Regions from separate parts of the Homo sapiens genome. Here region 2 is linked to region 1. Evidence: chromatin contacts called from ENCODE Hi-C or POLR2A ChIA-PET data. All regions are on one chromosome and are shown on one strand. Each heading gives the region's core, a stretch centred on a gene start or an enhancer-like site at or near the end of the contact. The rest is flanking DNA. Distances are from core to core; before and after follow the strand shown.

Region 1 (5,609 bases), core at 2,283-4,782:
GCTTCAAGGAATTTCTACAGATAAAGTTCCAAGTATTATTTAATAACAATTTTAAAATCACAAACACAAAAGAAAATAAGCCATCAGAAACAGGAGTAAACAACACAGTGAATAACAAGACCCTGACATACTTCAGGTATTGAAACTATTAGACAAAAAAATTTGTTAACTATGTCTTCAGAAATATAACAGGGATTGACAAATATGAGCAATGAAAAACAAATCAATGAGACAAAACTCATCAGGAAAATTTGAAAACTAACCATACTGAACCTTCAAAAATGAAAATGTAATGAAATTTAAAACTCAATCAAAAGGTTAAAAAGCAGATTAGATACAGCTAATTAGAATTAATGAATGGATTATAAAATTGAAAAAATATTCAAATTGCAGCTCAGAGAGACAGACAGGTATAGAGAGGTTTACAAACATAGAATATAGAGTGAGAAGAGCTAATTAGCATTTCCAGGAAGAGGTCATTCAAATAAGGAGAAGTAATATTTAAAGAAATAATGACTAATAATTTTAAAAAGTTGATGAAAGACATCAATTATCATATTCAGGAAGGTCAACAAATCCTGAACAGTATAAATAAAAGAAATTCCCACCCCAACATAGAGTGAAGCTGCAAAACAACAAAGACAAGAAGAAAATCTTAAAAGCAACTAGAAAGAAATGATAGATTACCCAACAAAGGAGACACAATTAAACGACAGCTTAATTTCTTAATAATAACAATGGGCCAGGTGTGGTGTTGTGCACCTGTAGTCCCAGCTACTCAGGAAGCTGAGGTGGGAGAATTGCTTGAGCCAGGGGGTTTGAGTCCATCCTAGGCAACAGAGCAAGACCCCATTGCTTTAAAAAAAGGAGTCAGAAGATAATGAAATAATATACAATTGAAAGATCTTCTGAGAAGGAAAATAAAATAAAGACACTATCCAAAAAAAATTGAAAACAGGATTTATCACCAAAAGACTTTCACTGAGGGAACATGAAAAGAATGTACTTCAAGAGGAAGCCAGCTGATTCCAGTTGGATGTACTGAGATGCTCTTCTTAAGAAGGAATGTTGGAACTTCACTAGAACAAGACACTAATGATCCTTAGGACCACATTTACAGAAAATTGTATTTATTTCTTCCAAACGTGATTTTAGATTTACATATATTTGATTTTGCCAAGAGGTTAAAAATTCTGTAAGAACCTAGTATGCTTTCCAGGCAATATACTTTTTTAAAAAAGGTTTTTAAAAACATTACTAACAGGATGAATATAGTAGGAGAATATTTTACATTTCTGTAGTCCAAGAGACTTGCTTCTGGCTAACAAGTACATTTCTGGGAAAGCTTGCTCAATCTGAATCAGAAAGCAGAGAAAAGAAGCAGTCAGATCAGCAGGAAGAACAAATGTTGCAAATGGAAGAAAACACAGACAGATGGCTCAATCTGTGTTAGATCACACTGAACCATTGTGAAGGCAAGTAAGGACATTAATTGTTCAGAGCATGCACATAGTGAAATGGGAGGAAATTATTCATTATTTGCAGATGGATTTCCTGATACTCTACAGAAAGACTACTAACATACCTGCATAATGCTGTCCCCAGAGGAAATGAAAAGATTTGACATTTTCTCCCAAAATCGATCTTAGTTTCACATTTACAAAGAAAGAGCCTTCATTGGACTATTTATCCTTGTGGCTATTTTTATGGCTTTTTCATTGGTTTAAAGCTGAAAAATATTAGAAAAATTTGGAGTGATTTGCTTACTAAAAAGCCATATTATAAGTCCGTATTATTTCAATTGGTGCCAGATAATACTTCAGTAATTGTCATCAAAAAATGCGAGAGCTTTTTGTCAATGACAACAGTTGTGAAGAAGACAATAGTTTCTCTCATTCATGCCACATTAAAAATTAACTTTTCTACTTTTAACTTCCTTGTCCCCAGGAAGATTTGACCTCCAGAGCCAAAATTACTATTTTTAGCTACATTTATCTCAGCTGGGTATCAATAGATACCCAGTATTATCTAACTAATTTACATTACAGTGTTTCTAACTAATATTCCTTCCAGGGTTACACTTTTAAAAGAATTCTTCTTAACCAGAATGAAACACTTATTGGTAGAATGTCCAGCAACTGGCAAATTTCTAAACATCTACTGTATCAAGGTGGCATGTCAAGTCATTTAAAAAAGGACATATTTTGAGGATAATTGGCTAGCCATTTGGAAGAAAAGTAAAATTAGATCTCTACTTCAGGCCATAGACAAATACAATAAAAGATTCATGATTAATTATCATAAAGTTAAAAATAAAAGTTAAAAATTCAAAAGAAAATATAATAGGAAATGTTTTATTATTCTTTATACTAAGCCTTTCTTATGAAACAAAACTAAATAAAATTAAGAAAAATATTGAAACTTTGATTACATAAAATTTTGTGATTTTTTAAATTTTAATTTATTTTAGAGACAGAGTCTTGCTCTGCTGCCTAGGCTTGAGTGCAGTGGCACAATCATGTCACTGCAACTTTTGTTTGTCTGTTATTTTATTTTAAGTTCCAGGATACATGTGCAGGATGTGCCGGTTTGTTACGTAGGTAAATGTGTGCCATTGTGGTTTTCTGTACCTATCAACCCACTGCCTAGGTATTAAGCCCAGCACGCATTAGCTATTTTTCCTGATGCTCTCCCTCCCCCTACCCCGCCCCTCCTGACAGGCCCCAATGAATCACTGCAACTTTGAACTCCTGGGCTTAAGTGATCCTCCTGCCTCGGTCTCTCAAAGTTCTGGCATTATAGGCATGAGCCACTGCACCTGGCCTCACATAAAATTTTAAATATCATCCAGTAAGAAAGACCATATACAAAATTAAAATTATGAATGAGAAATTGAAAAGATATTTGTAACATATATGATAGACAAGGAAAGCCAGTAAAGGCAGTGTTTAAGAGCATAGGCTCAGAAATGAGATTGCATAGGTTCAGATATTAACTACACCACATCCTTAGTCTTTTGACCTTAGGCAAGTTATTTAACGTCCTTGGGCCTCAAGTTTCCTCATCTATAAGAAGGAGGTAATAATAAATCTATTTTCTTGGGTTAGCTGAGAACTATTATAATTGCCCATGATATATCAAAGGTTAATTAAATCAATAAGATAAGCGGAACTGATCTACTAGATATTGAACATGAATAAAAACCTATCTATCCATTTCATCTTATTTTCAGCTACTCCTTGGCACAAATCTTACATATCAAATTGTCCTGGTCCACATTCTCTTTAAATTGGGTGTAGATTTCTGTGATGGTTAATTTTCGATGCCAGCTTGACTGAGTTAAGGGATACCCAGCTGGTAATAACTGGTAAAGCATTATTCCTAAGTATGTCTGTGCAGCTGTTTCTGGAAGAGATTGGCATTTGAATTAGTGGACTCAGTAAGGAAGATCCACCCTCCCCCATGGATAAGCAACATCCAATTGGCTGAGGGCCTGGATAGAACAAAAGGGCAAGAGAAAGCTGAATCTGCTCGCTCTTCTGGAGCTGAGACACTCATCTTCTCCTGCCCTGGCACATCAAAACTCCAGGTTCTCTGATCTTTGAACACTGGGACTTAATCCAGCATCCCCTTACTGCCTGAAGTTCTCAGGACTTTGGACTTGGACTGAACGATGCTACCAGCTTCCCTGGCTTTCCAGCTTGTAGATGGCGTATCATGGAATTTCTCAGTCTCCAAAGTAATGTGAGCCAATTCCTATAATAACTCTCTTCTCTATCTAATCTATTAATATTTACATTTCTTATTGTTTTTCATTTACCTGGAGAACCCTAATAAAACTTCCTGTTGCATACCTTTAATGTCATCATCATTATCTCAGTCCAAAATTCTCCTTGCAGTCACTGGAAGTAAAATATTAATATCACCCATATTTTAAATTCAAACTCAAATCCTGCTTTTAATATATTATTAGTCAGCCAAAATGTTGCATTCTCTCTCTGAATTTCTAAGGAGTCTATAATACTAGTTTCTACATATAATCAAATATTGTTTTGTTCTTTCGGTGTGGAATATGTACATGTTTTATCTCCTACAGAAATTTGTAAATTTTCACAAGCAAGAATCTTCTTCTACTTCTTTAACCTCACAATGCATAGTAAGTACTTATTGTGGAAATGTTAAAATTTTTTTCTGTTTTCCATAACATTGATCTGCTACAGGCCAATCAGTGAGAATGTATATAGAATTCCCATACCCGTAATCTGTTCACCACCACCACCAACTTTCGCCCGAAACCCTTACCCTACATACACACTTAGAAAAAGAAACAAACATTTCCCAAATGGCATATGGTTCCTTTTGTTACTTGCACTTAACTAATAAATATATGAGACATGATCTGTGCTATATTTTTAGCTGAAAGGGGGAATGGGTGGAAGAGTTAAGCAGGCTATTTCAGTGTTTAAGAGAGATGATGGTGGCTTGGGCAGGATGGTAGCAGAGGAGGTCAAGATGGGATCAGGCTGGGTGTGGTGGCTCTCACCTGTAATCCCAGCACTTTGGGAGGCCCAGGTGGTGGCTCATCTGAGGTTGGGAGTTTGAGACTAGCCTGACCAACATGGGGAAACCCTGTCTCTACTAAAAATACAAAAATTAGGTGTGCATTTCTGTAACGGGTGTGGTGGTGCATGTCTGTAATCCTAGGTACTTGGGAGGCTGAGGCAGGAGAATCACTTGAACCTGGGAGGCAGAGGTTGCAGTGAGCTGAGATCGCACCACTGCATTCCAGCCTGGGCAACAGAGTGAGACTCCATCTCAAAAAAAAAAAAGAAAAAAAAAAGAGATGGGATCAGACTCCAGATACATTTTGAAGGTAAAGGCAGCATATTTGCCTGCAGACTGGATATAGTGTGAGAAAGAAAGGTCAAGGGCAAGATCCAGAATGTCAACTGCATAGCTGACTTCAGAAAATAACCAGTTCAAATCAGAGCAAATGGATGAAGAGGGCATAGGTTTCCAGATGAAATGGGCAAAATATCTTTGTTTTGAATACCTGAAAATTATATTAGTAGGCGTATAACAGATTTAGTAGAGCATATTTAAAAATTAAGAGTAGATACATAGAAAATGAACCAATAAACAAACCAGGCAATTATTAATCTTAGGAAAAAAATATTAAATATATAATAAAAGGTATATAAGCACAGGTTTATTTAGCTTTGCAGGGAACAATATTTTTATAGTATTAATAACATAAACACAGAGTAATTGATTTAGCAAAATATTGTGATAGAACTCTACTGGAAGGATGAGAGGAGGGGGAAAACTACAAAAAACTAAATAAATCCTTATTTGCCATAACAGGAAGTCAACAGATAAAGTATAAAATTATCAAATCAAGAAATAGGATTATGAACATATTATTTAGATGTGGAGGTAAATATAGAGGATACTGCTAAAAATAGTGAAAAATGATACCTTATACGGTAAGGCTAATTTTAACATGAATAATTACAGTTAACTGGAACCTCAGATATTCTTTTTTTGTTTGTTTTTGTTTAATTTTGTATTTTTTTATTATACTTTAAGTTCTAGGGTACATGGGCACA
Region 2 (5,609 bases), core at 1,868-4,367, 190 kb after region 1:
TTATATGGTTTTCTTTGTTGGATCACTCATACTTTCATCATGTGTAATATCTAGTAAAAAAGGTCTAAACTCTAGAACGTAAATTTTAATAGAAAAAGTGATTATACATTATTTTCCTATGTATTTTCGCTTTTCAAGTGTTTAGTGGCAGTTATCAAAAAACTTCATAATGTGCCAATTTTTGAAAAAATTTTCCCACCTGCTGTAAATTCCCTTCTATTCCTAGGATACAAAAGCCTGCCTTAAAATTATTTTTAGAATCTTTTATTAAAAAGTATATATACATATGATATTGTATACTGCAACTTTAGCATCAGCCACAGGACTTTTTGAATATTGATCATGAGAACAAATTATAAGTAACATGGCTTTGATGCCCTTGTTTAGACAGGCTTTATTTTTCTTTTAAATTGAACTTTATCAAGACCTGGCCATGATCCTACTGGAAAAACTACTGCAGACGATGTACATCAAATAAGTCAGTCTGGTTCTTAATATTACATTTTTAATCTTAATTGGTGGAACACTATTCAAAGAAAGGACTAGCTGCTTTTTCTGTGCTACTTCCACCTTTCACAGGGAACAGAGATTTTAAGTGACCTCAGATCTTAGCATTTCTGAGCTTTCCTGGAGTTCTTACTACCATTCTGACTTAGTAAGTGGTGACCTGTATTCTGAAACTGAGGGGCTGACATATCCAATCTTCCTTGGGAATGTGATAAAGCAGCTCCGCTTCAAGTAAGTAAAACTAATAAACACTTCCAGTGTTTCATTAAGAATAAAATAGAAATTGATTTAATTTGTGAAGTCTTAATACGTTTGACTTTCAATAAAGATGTGAAGATAAAAGTGTTCAGAGAAAAGCTAAATTAAAAACAGGAAACAGGAGAAAAAAATGTCTAGAGAACAGAAGACACAAGTTTCTTTAAATACTTTAAGAATAATTGCCAAGAAAGAAATTGACTAAATGCAGAACTGAAAGAAAATGAATTTTAAAACTTCAAGAATTTCAGTTAAAATAAGATAGAATTTTCTGATTTTGTTCCCTAGACTTAGACCACCGTACTTCAGTTTTGAGGCAGAGGTTTCATTCACAGAAGACTTTGAGCTCTGGAATCATTGAAAAACGAACCATATTCATTAAATTATTGGTAGTCCCCCAACTGCTGTGCATTAATAGGAATTAATTCTGCCTCATTTCAGTTCCTCAACATACTGAGCTAGAATAATTGTATCTTGTTATTTGTTCATCATTGCTTCAGATCTTAGACATAGCTTTTCCTTTCTTGGAAAAGAAGATTATAACAATAGAAAAAAAAGATTATTTCCTATGTTTTTTATTTTTCCTGCAATAGGAAAAAGATTCAGATTGAAGATTTGTGATTTTCGGTTATGCTATTTCAATTATTAAACTCACTTTTAAGCAATGTAATCACAATTGTCTTTATGCTAACAGGAAAAGAATACAATTCTTACATTTAAATTAAAAAAAGAAAATCTCAAAACCTGAAAGGTATTAGAGAACAAAGCATCTTCCTAATTTGGACGTTTTTCAAACTCTACATCTTCTTAATTTATTGAGAAAAAGACACTTAGGATCTTCCTGTAATTAATTTGCCCATTGCTGGGAAATACTTGTTACCTGTCATAATGTAGTGCTTCAAAATAACGTTATCAGAACTGCAGTCGAAAGGTACTCAATACCAGTTAAGTAACATTTGAAGTCCAGGAAAGAGAAGTCAAGAATTCCATGATTCCATGTTTCCGTATTCATCAGGAACATAATTAAGAGTTTATTCATTTGAGACTTACAAGCAAACAAAAAAAGTTTATGTAGTTTGCAAGGAAGTTAATATTCTGATTTTATTCTTCGAAATGTACATATAAATAGTTCTCAAGTTTGATTTTATGATAAAAGTGTAGTTTGGGAAAAGGTCATTCTAACTTTAAAAAGGTCGCGAAAACAATAGAGGCTGAAGCATTGTTAGCGTAATTGGGGGAGGAGGGAGCAACGGCAAGAATTAAGAGCAGAACACAGGTCTAGAAACAGTACCTGTCCCAAAGTGGGTCTGCCCGGCGCTGTCGCTTTAAGCAGCGCTCCTGGAAACCTCATCTACAAATCCTGGGGCGGGTCAGGGGTGGCAAGACTCCTAAGGAGGGAAACGACAGAAATGATTCTGTTCTTGCGAGCCCCAAAGCAAGAGTACTTTTCTGATGGGTAAAGTGGTATTTCTTTCCAGGCTGCAAAGCTCTCCACCTTTTTCCTTTGGTCTCAGTCAGCCCCAGCCATGGGGGCAAATCAAGTTGGGGTCAACTCGGCTGCCAGAGACCTAAGTTGCCACAAGGGTCACCGACGACCTAAGCAGCAAGTTTCCTTCGTCCAGCCTCCTGCCCCCACGCACATTGCCTCCACAGCAAACTCCACCTGACTCAGCTTGTTTAACTCCAATCCTGCAGCCCTCCCGGCCTCAGCAGGGTCAGGGGGCGCGGGTCTGCGCCAAGACGGTTAGGAGGCCCAAGTCCTGGGACTGGACGGTTACTGCGCTCCCTTGGGCGCAGCCGCTGGCGGCGTGGGCGCGGCTGGGTCACGCCTCCGGCACCACCGCGCGCCAGCCCGCCCGTGGCATGGGAACCTGCGATTCAGTCGTCCCCGGGGACCTCCCAGCGCACACCGCTAGCCTGGGGCTTTCACCTCGATCCGCCCGGCCTGGGCGGCTCGTGTCCTCCCACACCGCCACCCGTGCCCGCTTCCCGGGGTGCGCCCGGAGCCTGGCCGCTCTCCCTGCAGGTGACCAGTACTCGTTTGGAGTTCAAGATTCCCGCCGCTCCACTTGAACTCCACCCTCCCCTCTTATTATTATTATTATTTTAACTTCCCTCCGGTTAAGCTAAATTGATCTTAATCTTTCATCTCGGACGTCCCTCTAAGGGGAGTGAGCGAAGATTCCGATTGCAAGTCGCCGCTGTCGCTTGTGCCCGTCAGCCCCTCGCCCAAAGGAGACGCCCCCGGGCGGGGCGGGGCGGAGCGGGGCGGGGCGGAAGGGCCCGGGTCTGCTGCGGACGGGGCGGGGCGGAGCCTCCTCCTGCACGGGGGAGCCCCCGGGCTCGCCCCAGCTCAGACACTCCTAGCCTTGGGGCAGCTGCCGGGCGAGTCAGCGGAGTAGCGGCCAGCGGGCGATGGAGACAGAGAGACACCCGACGAGAGGAGGCGGGGTGGGGGAGGCGGGGAGAGTGCGGGGGCGGAGGCTGGCAGGGGGCGCTGGAAGCTGGAGCGGTCCGTGCGCTCCCCGCGCCCGAGGGTGCAGGAGGCTCTGAAGCGGCTGCTGCACCGCGGGGCCCAGGCGGCGGCTGGGGGGCTGGGGGGCGCTGCCGCCGCCGCCGCCGGGGGCGTCGCTGGCCTCGGCCCCTTTGTTCTCGCGCGCTCCCCCTCGCCGCCCACTCCCCTGCTGTCGCGCGGCGGCGGCGGTGGCGGCGGCGGCTCCTCCCGCCCGAGGCAGTCGGGCTCGGCGCCGGGGGCGGGAGGGGGCGGGGGGAGCACGCCAGCCGCCGAGAGTGGGGGGCGATGGCGAAGCTCCGGGTGGCTTACGAGTACACGGAAGCCGAGGACAAGAGCATCCGGCTCGGCTTGTTTCTCATCATCTCCGGCGTCGTGTCGCTCTTCATCTTCGGCTTCTGCTGGCTGAGTCCCGCGCTGCAGGATCTGCAAGCCACGGAGGCCAATTGCACGGTGCTGTCGGTGCAGCAGATCGGCGAGGTGTTCGAGTGCACCTTCACCTGTGGCGCCGACTGCAGGGGCACCTCGCAGTACCCCTGCGTCCAGGTCTACGTGAACAACTCTGAGTCCAACTCTAGGGCGCTGCTGCACAGCGACGAGCACCAGCTCCTGACCAACCCCAAGGTAAGAACGCCCCGCGCACCCAGGGGCTCCCCGCGAGGGAGGTTTGGAGGCAGCGTCGGTGTTAGACTCCGCGCGGGGAGGGTTCGGCGTGTGCTCGCATTGCTAGGAGGAGACCAGGTGGCGCAGGCTGTGCTCAAACCAGGAATGACTACATCAGGGAGCCCCAGGGCTCCGGTCTTTTCAGGTGGGTTTACGCGCGGCGACCAGTGGTGCCCAGAGGCTTACTTTAAAACCTGTCTTGCCTGGTCTCAGATTTTGAGGCCTCGACCCAGTCCGGGTCCTGCGCCTACCGGACTGGGTTTGGAGAAGTGCAAGGAGCCAAGAAAGTTAACTTTTCCTCCATTTAAAGCCAGTGGTTAGCGGGGATCCACCTACTCCAGCTCACGGTCAAGGTCCGAGCTTCAGCTGGTCTCATCTAGAACTCAGATGGAATGACCTTCCTTGAAAGGTCGAGGGGACTCTCGAAAGTTGTGAGAGAGTTCCTCACCTTTTCGCTCTACATAGGCATTTTCAACTTGGGGTTCAAAGATAAGCTTTTGTGGCTTGACAAACGACCCGGAATCAAATGTGGAATATTGCGGGTCCATTTTGGGAAGTACAGAGGGCTCCTAGTTTTCATGAAATAGATTCTCAAAAGAGTCTACAGGGAGCCTAGTTACCCTTTGTGTTTAGGGACAGTCAGGAGTCGTCTGGAGAACAGTAAAACTTGCTGAAAATAGAAAACCTTCAGTGAAATGTACCTAATATGACTTCTCTGACAACTTCTATTGGTCTCGAAAGCAAGCAAGAAGAAAAAGAAAAAGAAAAAAAAAAAAGATAAAACCTGGTTAGGACTCCCGGGATGGAGAGCAGAGAGAGGAAGTCTCAGAAAACTGTTCCCAATGGAGAAAAATAACTTATAAAAAGCAGTGTCCTTAGCCTGTGAACTAATTGAGCTTTGTAGTGCACCTGGTTCTGGTTCCGTTTCTACTTCCCTTGATCTTTTCTGCTCTCCTTGTTGCTTAACTATCAAAGGTATGTATCTTTTTAAAAGTTACTGACATTTTTCCTTTTTTTGAGGGATCAAGCAGAAAAACAGTCCAAAAGGGAATGCATCTTGTGTTCACAGGAAAACTTTCTGTTAACTCTAACAAGATATATTTATATTAATCCAAAAGAAAAAAATTCTACATTAATATTATAATAGTATTTAAAACAGCTTACCGTCACTCTGCAATAAAACTTGTGGTCTTACCTCCTGAACAGTAAATTCTTGAATTTGAGACATTTAGAAAATATTTCTTTTTAAAAATATGAATGACTCCTCTCAAAAAAAAAATGCTCCTGTCGACAAATGAATATTGATTTACCTTAAAAAATATCAATAATACATAAGCAGTAAATATAGGACTAAGAATATAGAATTTGGAGTATAATGTTAAAGATCTTGAAGAGGTGATAACGTCTCAAAGACAAATGTTGTAACTTGATCCTCTTAATGCTCAGGAATTTAAAAAGAAATCTCAGGGTTTTAGAAACATTTTTTTTTTTAGAATTAAATCAATAATGTCAAAGATGAGTGCCAACCAGTAGTAATGATTTAGAAATTATATGGCAGTTCATCATTTAGAAGTTGTTATAGTTGGTGAAACGTTGCTAATTATTTTAAGATAGTGGTTCAAGCACTAATAAATTTCATATCTATATATACATATATATGCACACACACATT

The links. Hi-C counts contacts between places; a loop is a spot of excess contacts on that map. ChIA-PET counts read pairs that join two places held with the same protein, here RNA polymerase II (POLR2A). Pooled maps may share reads with other maps.
Region 2: a loop to region 1 is called in a map of dorsolateral prefrontal cortex, with 2.1 times the contacts of the local background. The contact joins the promoter of KCNMB4 here to the promoter of LINC02821 in region 1. A Hi-C loop is called at or near these places in 2 of 168 maps with a recorded cell type or tissue (both dorsolateral prefrontal cortex) and 1 of 50 pooled maps. POLR2A ChIA-PET finds 5 or more read pairs at or near these places in 1 of 52 experiments (HEK293T).

What each region holds. Positions count from the first base shown.
Region 1 is chr12:70,176,795-70,182,403 of GRCh38, forward strand. It overlaps LINC02821 (long intergenic non-protein coding RNA 2821), which reads left to right and starts at 3,533. Exons shown (of 3, transcript XR_945070.3): 1 at 3,533-3,744; 2 at 4,097-4,156.
Region 2 is chr12:70,363,173-70,368,781 of GRCh38, forward strand. It overlaps KCNMB4 (potassium calcium-activated channel subfamily M regulatory beta subunit 4), which reads left to right and starts at 3,118. Exons shown (of 3, transcript NM_014505.6): 1 at 3,118-3,898. The coding sequence starts at 3,563. RefSeq lists a silencer at 2,934-3,173.